Linked DNA regions of Homo sapiens: region 2 is linked to region 1. Evidence: read pairs that join two places in POLR2A ChIA-PET (ENCODE). Cell type or tissue: Panc1. All regions are shown on one strand. Links, peaks and the distances in the headings refer to the core of each region. The heading gives the core; the rest is flanking DNA.

Region 1 (7,703 bases), core at 938-5,937:
TTTGAGGTCAGGAGTTCAAGACCAGCCTGACCAACGTGGTGAAACCCCATCTCTACTAAAAATACAAAAATTAGCCAGGCATGGTGGCACGCACCTGTAATACCAGCTACTCAGGAGGCTGAGGCAGGAGAATCACTTGAACCCGGGAGGCAGAGTTTGCAGTGAGCTGAGATCGTGCCATTGCACTCTAGCCTGGGCAACGGAGCAAGACTCTGACTCAAGAAAAAAAACAAACACACATTTGTTTTTTGGTTGGGTGTGGTGGCTCACACCTGTAATCCCAACACTTTGGAAGGATGAGGCAGAAGGATCACTTGAGCCAAGGAGTTCAAAAGCAGCCTGGGGACCGGGCGCAGTGGCTCGCGCCTGTAATCTCAGCACTTTGGGAGGCCAAGGCGGGCGGATCACGAGGTCAGGAGATCGAGACCATCCTGGCTAACACGGTGAAACCCCTTCTCTACTAAAAACACAAAAAATTAGCCAGGCGTGGTGGCGGGCACCTGTAGTCCCAGCTACTCAGGAGGCTGAGGCAGGAGAATGGCGTAAACCTGGGAGGCGGAGCTTGCAGTGAGCCGAGATCTGGCCACTGTACTCCAGCCTGGACGACAGAACGAGACTCCGTCTCAAAAAAAAAACAAATTAAAAAAAAAAAAGAGCAGCCTGGGCAATGTAGGGAGACACCATCTCTACCAAAAAAAAAAAAAGAAGAAGAATAAAAAGAAAAAAAAAGATGTATTGTTTTTAAAAAGGTAAATGTTTCTGATACGAAAGGAATGGTGAATCCTGACACAGGTCACCCTTCCTAGAGCCGACATCAACAGGAGCGACTCCCTCTCCTCATTCCAAGAAACGTGGGATCGTGGGGTCAGCAGGATTCTGGCTTCCCATCCCTGGACAGTTTGGACCTTGGCAAAGGTACTGTTGACAAGGGGCTGGGCCCTGCCAAACACATCCCGGGATGCTCTCAGCTACTCCCAGGAAGAGGAGAGGAAGGAAAATGCTGCCCAAAGACAGTGCCCAGCAGGCGTGTTGCCCCCAGCCCAGCTGCCATGCTGCCTACCCCACAAAAGCCTAGGGCCTCCCTGAGTCCTGGTAAACCGGACTCCATGGGGACTGAGGCCTCGCACGAGCTGAGTCCCCAGGCTTGGGCATGGCTCTTGCCCTTTCCTTTCCTTTCTTTCCTGTCCTGTCCTGTCCTTTCCTTCTTTTTTTCCTTCCTTCCTTCTTTTCTCTCTCTCTCTCTCTCTTTCTCTCTCTCTCTCTCTTTCTTTCCCTCTTTCTTTCTGATGGGATCTCACTCAGTCACCCAGGCTGGAGTGCAGTGGTGCAATCATGGCTCACTGCAGCCTCAACCTCCCAGGCTCAAGCGATCATCCTGCCTCAGCCTCCCGAGTAGCTGGGACCACAGGCATGCACCGCCACACCCAGCTAATTTTCCATTTTTTTGTAGAGATGGGGTTTCACTATGTTGCCCAGGCTGGTCTCGAACTCCTGGACACAAGCCATCCTCCCACCTTGGCCTCCCAACGTGCTGGGATTACAGGCGTGAGCCACCGCACCTGGCCTGGCCCTTGCTGTTTCTTTCCTCCGGGAGGAACAAGGGCCTTACGGGACCGGGGGCTTCCACTTCTCCAAGTGGAAACCTCAGCCAGGGCTTGGTCAGAGCTGGCTTATGAGCTGGAATCAGCCCAGTCCACCTGGCCAGAGACTTCGATGGTCCAGGCCACGCCAGCCTCGAGGGGCCGGAAGGGAAAAGAAATTCGGCTCTGATCCCTCTGGCTCCTGGAAGAGGAGGTGGGCTGCTGCAGGCGTGTGCCTTGGGATGGATTCTAGAGCCCAGGGTCCCCTGTCCAGGCCTGGATGACCCAGCGATGGGAGCGATTTTTTAAATATTTTTCAATTAAGTCCGTGAGAGAGCTCAGAAGCCAACCCTGTGCGTGGCGTACAAATCCGGGCCGTGCAGCAGCAGCTCAGTTGGCAGGGGCCTCTCACTGGGCCCGCCAGCCACACCCTTGGACCGGCCAGGTTTTTCCTGAGTGGAAGCAGGGTTCAGGCCCTATGTGCCCTGCAGGACTGAGGAGTCCAGCAGGCTATCCGGGTCCCACAGAAAAGGTGGGGAATTCTGGCCAGCAGCCGGGCAGGGGACGAAAGAGGATGCTGAGAAGCTTTCAGGCGTTTCTCCACCCTCCTGAGTCACACGGGAATGTCTGAGACCAGGAGGCAGGTCGGGGGACTGGACGGGGGGGTGCTTTTTTGCAGCCTCTGCCAGGATCCCAGTGGGGGCAGGAGGAGAGACAGGCCCAGAGCTGGGCGAGGAGAGCTGGAGAGAGGCTGAGGAGGATACAGCTGCAGCCTCAAGCCCAGACACCACTTCCTCTCTCCCACCCCTCCCTCCTTTCCAGCCATGTGGCCCACCAAAGACCTCATCCTCGGGAAACGCAGCCAGGTCCCACCCACGAGGGCAGGGGCCTGGGGCTCCCCATCCCCAGCTGAGTTCAGGGCAGCATGAGGCCTGGCCTCACCTCCCTCTGCTCTCCCACCCGTGGGGGCTGCTGCCCTCACCCGTGGCTTCTAGATGATAGCCTCCCCCTCCATCCTATCCTCAACACCTCCCACAAGCTGGGCATACAGCTAGGGCTTAATAAATGCCAGTTTTCCCTCCTCTACTGCACCACACAGAGATTATTCAGATCCTCACCTTGCCTGGTAGGCTCATCTCAGGACATGGACAAATTAGAAACTATTTTATTTGTTTGTTTATTTTTCTATTTATTTATTTTTGAGACAGAGTCTTGTTCTGTCACCCAGGCTGGAGTGCGGTGGCGCCATCTTGGCTCACTGCAACCTCCACCTCCCAGGTTCAAGCGATTCTCCTGCCACAGCCTAAAGGGATTACAAGTAGCTGGGATTACAGGCACCCGCCACCACACTTGGCTCATTTTTGTATTTTTAGTAGAGATGGGGTTTCGCCATGTTGGCCAGGCTGGTCTCGAACTCCTGAGCTCAGGTGATCTGCCCACCTCAGCCTCCCATAGTGCTGAGATTACAGATGTGAGCCGCCACGCCCAACTTATTTATTTACTTGTTTATTTATTTTTAGATGGCGTCCCACTCTGTCACCCAGGCTGGAGTGCAGCGGTACTATCTCAGCTCACTGCAACCTCCGCCTCCTGGGGTCAAGTGATTCTGCTGCCTCAGCCTCCCAAGTAGCTGAGATTACAGGCACACACCACCATGCCCAGCTAATTTTTGTATATTTAAATAGAGATGGGTTTCACCACATTGGTCAGGTTGGTCTTGAACTCCTGACCTCAAGTGATCCACCTGCCTCAGCCTCCCAAAGTGCTGGGATTACGGGTGTGAGCCACCACACCTGGCCCAAATTAGGAACTAAATCATCAGCAAAAGCTGAGTCGCTTGCCCCTGGAAGAGGCAGCTGAGGACCAGCTGAGGCCACTTGACGCTGGGCGGGGGGCGGGGGGGCCCTGCCCTGCTCTGCCCCAGGGAGGTGCTGCTGCAGACCCTGCCTGTGCTGCAGTCCGAGGCCGCCCTCAAACCCCCGCTTCCAGCAGGATCCCCGCTGTCACTGAGATCCAGAGCTGCCACTGCTTCCGCATCATCCTTGTTTGCTATTTGGTGCTTTGGGCAAGCAGAGCTGTGTTTTGCCAGCTGCCGGCTGGCAGCTCAGCCCATCCTGCAGCTGGAGGCCCGAGCAGGGGGCCCAGGGAGCCCTTTGAAGTCCCTGTCTCAGCTGACAGCCCTCCCCTCTCGCCTCCCACCAGGGAATCCCACTGCCTCTGGTATGGACAAACACTCGCAAAGCTCAGAAAAGTGTAGCCACCTTTCCTGAAAATATTCAGCCTGGCCCAGCCCTGCTGGAAGCCACTGCACACGGTTCTTGGGGCTGAGACCATGGCTTTCTGCAAACTAACGTGGCCTTTGGGTGCAGCAATAGAGCCAGAAGACATCAGGGTGGCCTCAACCTAGAAGCCAGGTCCCGGCCACCTCTCACACAGGCTGGGCTAAGGGGAGGCTGCAGAGGAAGTTCAGTGGCAGCTGTTCCCTTTGCACCGGGGACTAGAGGTCGGACAGCTGGGATTAGTCAGAGGTGCCGAGCTGTGTCCTCCGCCAGCCCAACCATGGGGACCTTCTCCAAGTGGAAACCTCGGCTTGGGCTTAGCCAGAGCTGGCTTACGAGCTGGAATCAGCCCAGTCCACCTGGCTGGAGTCTTTGATGGCCCAGGCCACGCCAGCTTCATGGGGTCTGCAGGGAAAAGAAGTTCAGCTCAGAAATCTCTGGCTCCTAGAAAAGGAGGTGGGCGCCCTCCTGCCAGAGCCAGCTGATTTTAATTCAGCTACCCGGCAAACCTCCCTGGTTCCTGCTCTATGACAAACCCAGGGCAGGTGCCAAGATACAGAGATAGACAAAACTCAGTGCCTACCCTAGAGGAATTCATAGTCAGGTAAAATAACGGCCACACAGTGTGTCTGTGCCCATGTGGCAGAGGCCCAGAGAAGCAGCCTAGGACTGAGCTGAGCTGATATGCTTTGCAGGAAGTGGGTGAAAGTGCGGCAGAGGCCTGGGAGGCGGGAGGCCAGGTCTCTGGCAGTGGGGGTTCTTTCTTTAGCAGTCCCCTCCTAGCACCCACACAGTCCCAGGCCCTGGGAGGGCCAGCTCTGCACCCCAAAGCTGCTAAGTCTGTGGTCCAGGAGGTAGGTGGCCGCAGCTGCACCTGCCCGTCCCTCAGCCAGGGGAAGTGACTCGCCTCTGAGGCTCCTGCAGGCTGCCTCCTGGGGGAGCGTGCAGGAAAGAGTTTGCAGGTTTTATGGCCAGTGAGGTCCGGCTCAGGCCTGAGGAGGGTGCAGGCCAAGCCGGCCGGTTCTAATTAGGGGACTGGGCTCCTCGTAGCAGCCCAGGGGCCTGGGGGCTTTGCCAGTTTGTAGAACAGCCAGCACTGTTTTGCACAGTGTCTCCTGGCAACGGGGGCCACTCCAATGGGGAGCGGGGTGCCCTGGGAGCCCTTGTGGGCAGCAGCCAGCCACTCAGCCTGAGCTCACTCGTGCGGTCCCCTCCAGGTACTTCCGCCCTACCAGACTGACCTCGGGGGACACAGATCCCTGCTAGAGCATGGGGCAAACTGCCCTCTCCCAGCCTGGGTCAGTGCTGCCAGAACCCAAAGGGACTGGGGACGGAGGCTGGGTCTTTGCTTCCCCTCACCACCTCAGGTTGCCCTGAGTAAGCATTCTAAAACAAAAGGAGGCCGGGCGCGGCGGCTCATGCCTGTAATCCCAGCACTTAGGGCGGCCAAGGTGGGCGGATCACTTGAGGTCAAGAGTTTGAGACCAGCCTGGCCAACATGGTGAAACCCCATCTCTACTAAAAATACACAAAATTAGCCGGGCGTGGTGGTGCGCGCCTGTAATCCCAGCTACTCAGGAGGCTGAGAAACAAGAATTGCTGAGGCAGAGGTTGACGAAGGGGGTGGAGGTTGCAGTGAGCCGAAATTGTGCCACTGCACTCCAGCCTGGGCGACAGAGTGAGACTCTGTTTCAAAAAAAATAAAACAAAATAAAAGTAAGATAAACCAAGAATAAGTACCGACGCCTAGTGTCTAGACAATGCCTAGCACACAGTAGATGCTCAAAGAATGCAGAGTGAATAACCAAGCTCAGTGCTTGGAAACCTGGCTGGCACACAGTAGGCTCACAATCCATGTGCCGAACACAAGAAGGAATGAAGTTTGTCTTCAGCCCCATGCAGTGAGTTCTAGAAAGCAGGTGGCCTGTTGCTTTCATCTTGTGTCTGCAATGCCTGATACAGGACCCAGGACTCCTCGGGCCTGGCAGGACCCGCCCCAGCCGAGGTTCCCGTCCTGGTGCTGGGGGCGAAGGGGAGGGAGGGAGGCCGGCAGGCGGCTGGTCAGACAGTGTGAGTCTGGCCTTTGAATGTTATTCCCGGCAGTTCCTCTGATTCACAGCTGTCCCAGGAACAGTCATGGCTGTGTCAATAAATATTGGTGACTTTTAATGACCTCTCCGTCTCGCAGGGCCATGTGGGCCTTCCTGCCCCTCCAAAGACCCCGTCCAGGCTGTTGTTTTTCTAGCCAGCGTATAGCGCTCTGTGCCAGTGAGAGGGCCTTGGGGACCGAATGGCCCCCGCAGGCTGATAACTCAGAAGGCATTTTCTGTCTCCTTGCTTCGCCTGCTCCTTTTCACCATAACTCCCCAGACCTCCTGGGAATGACCCTGAGTGCAGAAGGATGGGCAACATCAGAGGCCCTGGCTCAGAAAGAGCCAGAAAGGAGCTGCCACCTTGGCCCCCCCTGCCCTTCCCCCTACACCTCTGCCTGGGTGTCTTGTCCTTTCTCCACGCTAGAAAAGGACATCGCATCTCACGCCAACACAACATGCCAGGCAAAGATAAGCTGCTTTTCCTCCTTCCACACTTTCACACTTTCCACAGTTTAGGCTGAGGGAGAGTTTGAATTAAAACCCAACTACAGCACGGCTGGGCATGGTGGCTCACGCCTGCAATCCCAGCACGTTGGGAGGCTGAGACGAGTGGATCACCTGAGGTCAGGAGTTTGAGACCAGCCTGGCCAACATGGTGAAACCGCGTCTCTAAAAATAAAAAAATTAGCCAGGCGTGGTGATGCATGCTTGTAATCCCAGCTACTTGGGAGGCTGAAGTGGGAGGATTGCTTGAACCTAGGAGGCGGAGGTTGCAGTGAACTGAGATGGGGCCGCTGCACTCCAGCCTGGACGACAGAGCAAGACTCCATCTCAAAAAAAAAAAAAAAAAAACACCACAACTGTAGCCCTCTTTACTGGACGACAGATTTTATCATGAAAGCAAAGAACGGTTATGAGCACACAGGATCTGTGTCATCTCCTCAATTCTACTTCAAAGAATATTCCATACATCAAGCACTCTGGGGCGGTGGAGAGGCCACCAAACCCAAGACAGGTTTGATTCTGCTCTCAAGAGCTTGCAGTCCAGAGGGAACGCAGGTGGTGCAGGAAGCCGCTGTACACAGGGGACTGCAGCTCCCCAGTGAGGAGTGTGGGTGCTGCGGGGGGATTCACAAGGACTAAAGGGACGTGCGACCAAATGCAATGTGTGATTCTTTTTGGGGTTTTGTTTTTTGTTTTTTTGGTTTTTATGAGACGGAGTTTCCCTCTGTCGCCCAGGCTAGAGTACAGTGGCACAATCTTGGCTCACTGCAACCTCTGCCTCCCAGGTACACCCAGGTTCAAGTGATTCTCTTGCCTCAGCCTCCCGAGTAGCTGGGACTACAAGTGTGCACCACCACGCCTGGCTAATTTTTGTATTTTTTTTTTAGACGGAGTTTCACTCTTGTTGCCCAGGCTGGAGTGCAATGGCACGATCTCGGCTCGCCACAACCTCCACCTCCCTGGTTCAAGCGATTCTCCTGCCTCAGCCTCCCTAGTAGCTGGAATTACAGGTGCGTGCCTCCACACCTGGCTAATTTTGTATTCTTAGTAGAGGCAGGGTTTCTCCGTGTTGGTCAGGCTGGTCTCAAACTCCCGACCTCAGGTGATCCACCCACCTTGGCCTCCCAAAGTGCTGGGATTATAGGCGTGAGCCACCACACCCAGCCAATTTTTGTATTTTTAGTAGAGACGGGGTTTCACCATGTTGGCCAGAGTGGTCTCGAACTCCTGGCCTCAAGCGATCTGCC
Region 2 (7,703 bases), core at 1,142-6,141, 160 kb after region 1:
CTCACTGAGACCTCTGCCTCCTCGGTTCAAGCGATTCTTCTGCCTCAGCTTCCCGAGTAGCTGGGATCACAGGCATGCACCACGATGCCTGGCTAATTTTTGTATTTTTGGTAGAGACAGAGTTTTACCATGTTGGCCAGGCTGGCCTTGAACTCCTGACCTCAGGAGATCTGCCTGCCTTGGCCTCCCGAAGTACTGGGATTATGGGCATGAGCCACTGTGTCTGGGTGAGAATCAGGTTTTTAAATTAAATGCTAAGAAAAGGAGTGGAGACACTGGGCAGGAAAGTTGGGGGTGGGTACAGGAGGGACAGAAGCACAGAGATGTGGAGGGACACTTTGCTCTCAGGACAGATCCGAGTCCATGGCCCCCATCAAGATGGGACTGTGAGAACACTCCTCCTGCTTTGCCTTTTCACATGCTTAGGCGGTGCCAGTGTCCCGGGTGACACCTTTCTTCTAAGGAACATGCAGTGCTTTGGACATAAGGAAACTGAAGACAGGTAATGTTACTTCAGTAACATTCAAAATGAATTTCCTCTTGCCAAATAATCATGACTAGTGAATTTGGATTTACTGTAACTGGGGAACTGTTACCCAAAAGTGTGGGTGTCAATAGGGCCAACCTGGAAGGTAAATGGGAATGTTTCTCCATTTTAGGTTTTACAGGATATGTGGGTTGAGTGTCCCTTATCTGAAATGCTTGGGACCAGAAGCAATGCAGATTTCGGATTTTGGAATATTTGCTTCATCATACCAGTTCAGCATCCCCAGTCCAGAAATACAAAATGCTCCAATGGGCATTTCTTTCAGCATCATGTTGTCACTCAAAAAGTTTCTGATTTTAGAACATTTTGGATTCTTATGGCTTTCTAATCTCCAGTAAATCCAGCCCCCCCCATAAGAGATTGTGTGTGTGTCTGTGTCTGTGTGTGTGTGTGTGTGTCTGTGTGTGTGTCTGTGTGTCTGTGTGTATCTGTTCCCTCCCCTCAATTAGGGCAATTGTTTAGTAAAATTTAAATCAAAGGAAAAAGGCCACTCCATGTTTTAATACAGGAACAACTTCCACACCACACAAAAGACAAACTATTTTCATTACAGTCCCACCGGCTTCATTGGTTAATACAGCCACAGCTACACAATAATGAGCCATCACTTATATATGAATACTTTAATTAATTAATTAATTTTGGGTTTTTTTGAGACAGAGTTTCACTCTTGTTGCCCAGGCTGGAGTGCAATGGCGTGATCTCGGCACAACCTCCGCCTCCCAGGTTCAAGCGATTCTCCTTCCTCAGCCTCCCAAGTAGCTGGGATTACAGGAATGTGCTACCACGCCCGGCTAATTTTGTATTTTTATTAGAGACAGGGATTCTCCATGTTGGTCAGGCGGGTCTCAAACTCCCAACCTCAGGTGATCTGCCCGCCTTGGCCTCCCAAAGTGCTGGGATTACAGGCGTGAGCCACTGTGCTCGGCATGAATACTTTTAAATCAGTTTATTTTATTGACATCAAAATATAAACAATGGCGTTAGTAAGTAAAATTTTAGTTATAATGTTTTGTCAGAAAGGTGTTTGTAAAGTGGCACTTTTCACCCAAGAGCTATTTTATTTAAGCTTTATTTCCTCAGCTTTATTATATATTTTTAAAATTCTGGGCTGGGCACGGTGGCTCATGCCTGTATTCCTAGCACTTTGAAGGGCCAATGCAAATGGATTGCTTGAGCTGAGCCCAGGAGTTTGAGACCAGCCTGGGCAATGTGGCGAAATCCCATCTCTACAAAAAATACAAAAAATTAGCCGGGCATGTTGGCGTGCACCTATAATCCCAGCTACTCAGGAGGCTGAACTTAGGAGTTGAATATAACTGAGCATGATATTCAGATCTCTCAAACGGATTCTTGGGCAAGAGTGTGTTCAAGACACATTTATCAGGAAAGCTACTTATCATTGTAAAAATGTATTTGGGAAATGTTAGAAAAAGACGTAATAAAATGCAGGTGCTCTATTGCAAAAACCACACATTTAGCACTTTTAGGCACAATTTACGTAAGACAGGATGTCCTTGAGCCCAGGAGATCAAGGCTGCAGTGAGCTGTGATTGTGCCACTGTACTCCAGCCTGGGCAATGGAATAAGACCCTGTGTCAAAAAAAAGAAAGATTCTCTCACACAACTATTTAATAACTTTCAAGTAAAGGACTACTTTTAAAAAATTGTGGGTACATAGTAGGTGTATACACTTACGAAGAAAACTCCTTTTACGTGGTAGTATTTCATTGATTTTGCACAACCTTAGCAGATGAGTACTCAGGCGTGACGTTACCTCTATTTTAGAGAAGAGGACATGCAGGTTAAGGGCTAAGTGACATGCCCAAAGTCATGTTCAATGTATATCCACCTTGCTTCTAAGAAAGACTTGAAGCCGCTAAAGTAAAGTAAGAAATGAACAAGCCCCAGACACAAGGCTGAGCCTCTGCTGCTTCTCCGCGAAGGCAGCAGCAGTTCCCAGCTCAGAGACTCCTAGGACTGCACCCTTCTGCCTCCGTGGCTATTGCTTCTGTTTCCTTTGCTGTGCTGCAGCCTTACAACCTCTGGCTGTTGGAGGGTCCAGGGCCCAGACCCTGGCCTTCTCTAGCTACTGCCACTCCTGTGGGCGCACTTAGTTTCATGGCTGTAAATACCATCTGTAAGCTGGCAGCCTTTCTGCTCTGAGCCTCACACGCTCCATCCGGCTGCCTGTTTGACAGCTTGGATGTTTATTAGCCATCCAAGAGTAACATGAGCAAAACAGAACTCCACAAAACCTACTGCTCCCAGAGTCTTCCCTGTCTCTGTTAGAGGCAGCTCCATCTTTCCAGCTACACAGATCTCAAGCTTCATAGTCATCCTTGGATCTTATTTCTCAGCCCTGCAGCAAATCCTATCAAGTCTACCTTCAAAATAAATACAGAATCTTACCCCTTCTCACTACTTCCTCCACCACTGTCCTGATGGAAGCCACCGTATCTCACCTATATTGGTGCATTCACTTCCTGACTGCTCTGGCTTGAAAGCTTGCTGCCCTCTACCCTCAGTCTGATCTCAGCAGAGCACCCAGAGAACCCTCTGCTCAGATCCTCTGCTCAGAGTTGCTGTCTCCCTCTGGGTAAGAGCTACAGCTATCCCTGTGGCCTACTAGGTTCTACACGATTCTCACCCTTCCCATTACTTCTGACTTTTCATCTCCTATTTTCCCCTTTGCCTCTCCAGCCTCCTTTTTGTTCCTTTAAAAGGCCAGGAACATTTCCCACCGCAGGGTGTTTGCAGTAGACATTGTCTGCACGGCTGACGTCCGCTGTCATCACCTTGCAGGAAGACCCTATAGTGACCATGCTATTTAAAAGCAAACTCTCCGCAACACTCCAGCCCGCCTTCCTGCTTTATATTTTTATCCGTAGCACTTACGTCCATCAACATACAGTGTAGTTTACTTATTTCTATTCTTTTCTCCCTCTTCACCACCCCCTCCAATGGGACTTCTTTGGAGGTAGTGACTTTGGTTTCTTTTAATTACTGAAATCGTCCCCAAGCATCGAGAATGTTGCCTGTCACATAGCAAGCATTCCATACAAATTGAATGCATGAGTTTTGGCATGTCAGGAAGATATTGCATATAAAGGGCTTAACACCCTCCCTCCGTGTAAATAATAAAAGCTGCTGTCATTATAATAGCTACTCTCTGCTTTTAAACACAAGGTTTTGTTTTTTTTTAACCTTAAAGTCTTTTATCTCTTAATAGAGGCAAAAAAAAAAGGTGGGGGGGAATATCCTATTACATAATTCTCATGTGAAGAAAGCATACTCTTCGGGGGAAATTTGTATCTTTTCCTGTTAATAAGTTCTAAAGGCAGAGTCTGTAACTCAGGACTTACATAAAAACAATATACCAACTTAGGAAGCTTTAGGGGGGCTTAACAGAGGGTGGCTCCTTTTCAGGCTGCTACCATGTGGGTTGAAGCCACCATCCTCTCTCACCTGGATTATTGTACAGCTTTCTGTTTCTTCATTAACCATCCCTAAGCTAACGGCGGTGACGATGGTTTACAGAGAGGGTCTTTATCTAGTAAGTGATCAAACAAGAACAAGGGTACAGGCTTTTGTCTTATCTACAAAGCCCGTGTTAGTTTCCTGTTGACATTTTTGGAAGACACTTTGTTATTCAAAAACCATACAAGGCTGGGCGCAGTGGCTCACCCTTGTAATCCCAGCACTTTGGGAGGCCAAGGCAGGTGGATCACCTTAGGTCAGGAGTTAGAGACCAACCTGGCCAACATGGCGAAACCTCGTCTCTACTAAAAATACAAAAACCAGCCGGACATGGCAGCACGTGCCTGTAATCCCAGCTTCTCGGGAGGGTGAGGCAAGAGAATCACTTGAACCTGGGAGGCGGAGGTTGCAGTGAGCCGAGATCACGCCACTGCCTTCCAGCCTGGGCAGCAGAGCGAGACTCCATCTCAAAAAAAAAAAAAAGAGAAAAGAAAAAAAACCCATGCAAATAACATGGTCATTCGTTTAAAAGTTGTCTGCTTGTGGCCGAGGCGGGCGGATCACGAGGTCAGGAGATAGAGACTATCCTGGCTAACACGGTGAAACCCTATCTCTACTAAAAATACAAAAAATTAGCCAGGTGTGGCGGTGGGCGCCTGTAATCCCGGCTACTCGGGAGGTTGAGGCAGGAGAATGGCATGAACCCCGGAGGCGGAGGTTGCAGTGAGCCGAGATCGTGCCACTGCACTCCTGTCTGGGTAACAGAGCAAGACTCCATCTCAAAAAAAAAGTTGTCTGCTTATTAATAGTCTTACTCATTTGGGGAATACTACTTTAAAAGACTTGTCAGAGAACAGAATTTGTTTATAGAAAGTTTATTTTCAAAATTCAGAGAAAAAAATATTCTCTATTCTGTTAAAGAAAAGTATTCTGTTAAAGAAAAAAATTCTCTATTGAAGAACCTATCTCGAACCTATCTTTTTTTTTTTAATAGTTACTTAAAAAGCAAAAAGGCAATATGTTAACAGATTCAGGTATCTGCTATTAAATGTGCCAGAGTAATAAATAGTATATGTATTTCAGGTATTTGCTTTTAAAAAAAATAAAAATCTTCTGGCTTAATATTTTCCAGCAAAGTTCTTACTATTTAAACTGCTGAGACACATTCTTTTTTTTTTTTTTTTTGAGGCAGAGTCTTGCTCTGTCGCCCAGGCTGGAGTGCAGTGGCACCATCTCTGCTCACTGCAACCTCTGTCTCCCGGATTCAAGCGATTCTCCTGCCTCAGCCTCCTGAGTAGCTGGGACCCGTCACCACGCCCGGCTAATTTTTTTTGTATTTTTAGTAGAGACGGGGTTTCAGCGGTATTAGCCAGGATGGACTCCATCTCCTGGCCTTGTGATCCGCCCGCTTCGGCCTCCCAAAGTGCTGGGATTACAGGCGTGAGCCACCGCGCGCAGCCCTCTTTTTGTTTTTTCAAGTGCCTTTTTCATTGAAAAGTAACGTGTTAGTGATCTCCTATCTTATCTTTTAGGAACCACAGTGTTCAGATGAGACATTTGTCTTGGATTAGTCTGTGCTATGCATATTATGATATAAAACAGTGAAGAGAATAAAATGCTCCAAACAAGACCCTGATTTTTTTTTTCCATTTTTTTCCTAAATGAAAGTTTGTGACTGTGGGAAAATGAGTCTGGATCCTTCTGGGCTTGATTTTGCAGCTGAAATGTACCATTTATAGTAGGATCTTAATTGTTCCAGAAAAGTTTTGTAAACATCAAGCTAGGTTAGAAGTTTGGATTATGTAACAGATTTGGCTTTTTGCCAACTGTTATTATGTGTAACTATGGAGACCGCCTTTCTTAAGTTCTTAACAGGCCTGAGTCACTTGAGGACACGAGTTCCCTACTGCATTATGGATGAGCGGCTTCAAGCTTCCTGGAGCCAGAGATTCCCTTAATTGTGTTTAAATGACTCCTGAAGCTGAACAGGGTACATTAATGGGGACCACAGAGAGGATCTAAACTTTACACAATTTCTTGATACACTTAGCGTTTGAAAATCTTGATTATGTGCTATATTATAAAGTATAGGCCACTTCAGGGTGTTACTTGAGAGAGGTTTTAGTTCAGACAGCTCGATCGTTTAAAAGAGCAATACTGCTTGAACCCTTAAAAGAGCAATACTGTTTGAACCCGGGAGGTGGAGGTTGCAGTGAGCCGAGATCATGCCACTGCACTCGCCTGGCGACAGAGCAAGACTCCGTCTCAAAAAAAAAAAAAAAGGGGCAATATTCGTGTTTCACGCCTGCAATCCCAGCACTTTGGGAGGCTGAGGTGGGCGGATCACCTGAAGTCAGGAGTTCAAGACCAGCCTGGCCAACATGGTGAAACCCCATCTCTACTAAAAATACAAAAATTAGCCAGGTATGGTGGTGTACACCTGTAATCCCAGCTATCCAGGAGGCTGAGGAAGGAGAATCACTTGAGCCTGGGAGGCGGAGGCTGCAGTGAGCCGAGATGCAGCCACTGCACTCCAGCCTGGCTGACAGAGCAAGACTCCATCTCAAAAAAAAAAAAAAAAAAATTAGCAGGACGTGGTGGCTGTTGTCTATAATCTCATCTACTCAGGAGGCTGAGGCAGCAGAATTGCTTGAACCCAGGAGGCAGAGGTTGTATGGGATCACTTAAAAGGGCCTGGGCTTAACACCTGTCAGTAAGGAAAATGATTTGATTAGAAAATAAGACTACTGTCTCTGCATAATATTTTTATGTAATTGAATTATATAAATGGGCCAGGCACAGTGGCTCATGCCTGTAATCTCAACACTTTGGGAGGCCGAGGTGGGCAGATCACTTGAGGTAGGGAGTTCGAAACCAACCTGACCAACATGGAGAAACCCTGTCTCTACTAAAAATACAAAATTAGCTGGGCGTAGTGGCGGGTGCCTGTAATCCCAGCTACTTGGAGACTGAGGCAGGAGAATCACTTGAACCTGGGAGGCAGAGGTTGTGGTGAGCCAAGATCGCGCCATTGCACTCCAGCCTGGGCAACAAGAGCAAAAACTCCGTTTCAAAAAAAAAAAAAAAATTATATAAATTGAACTAAGGTCTGACTTACTACTTTTTAAAATAATAGCTTTTTTTTTTTTTTTTTGAGGCAGAATCTCGCTCTGTCACCCAGGCTGGAGTGCAGTGGCGCAATCTCGGCTCACTGCAAGCTCCACCTCCTGGGTTCACGCCATTCTCCTGCTTCAGCCTCCCGAGTAGCTGGGACTACAGGCGCCCACTACCACGCCTGGCTAGTTTTTTTTGTTTGTATTTTTAGTAGAGATGGGGTTTCACTGTGTTAGCCAGGACGGTCTCGATCTCCTGACCTCGTGATCCGCCCGCCTCGGCCTCCCAGAGTGTTGGGATTACAGGCATGAGCCACCGCGCCCGGCCGATTCTTTAGTATTTCAACAAAAGATCATGCCATCTGTGAATAGACATAGTTTTACTTTTTTCTTTCCACTCTTTTTCATCTAATTGCTAGCCTACTACTAGCTCTTGAAGGTACAGATATTCTTTATTTTAAACATCCAAAAATTAGGAGAAGAGAAGCTAAGATTCAAAATTCTATTTACTTTATACATTCAGAGAATCTAGAGCATGAAAAGTTACATAGTGATCTGAGGAA

Evidence for each region. Peaks named below come from ENCODE experiments on the same cell type or tissue, not always from the same donor. Only the 100,000 strongest peaks of a DNase experiment are listed, where the experiment ranks them.
Region 2: POLR2A ChIA-PET joins it to region 1 with 7 read pairs; 2 of 35 experiments call an interaction of 5 or more read pairs at or near these places.

The regions. Positions count from the first base shown.
Region 1 is chr1:9,396,033-9,403,735 of GRCh38, forward strand. No RefSeq gene overlaps it. Among named protein-coding and RNA genes, the nearest start is that of LINC02606, 29 kb to the right of the region's middle. RefSeq lists enhancers at 3,097-3,940, 3,941-4,783, 4,784-5,626. In Panc1, for the core only: no CTCF peak of the experiment used is centred there; no DNase peak of the experiment used is centred there; H3K4me3 peaks cover 677 bases; H3K27ac peaks cover 4,573 bases.
Region 2 is chr1:9,555,756-9,563,458 of GRCh38, forward strand. The region is part of intron 2 of SLC25A33 (solute carrier family 25 member 33); the gene reads left to right. Among named protein-coding and RNA genes, the nearest start is that of SLC25A33, 20 kb to the left of the region's middle. In Panc1, for the core only: no CTCF peak of the experiment used is centred there; no DNase peak of the experiment used is centred there.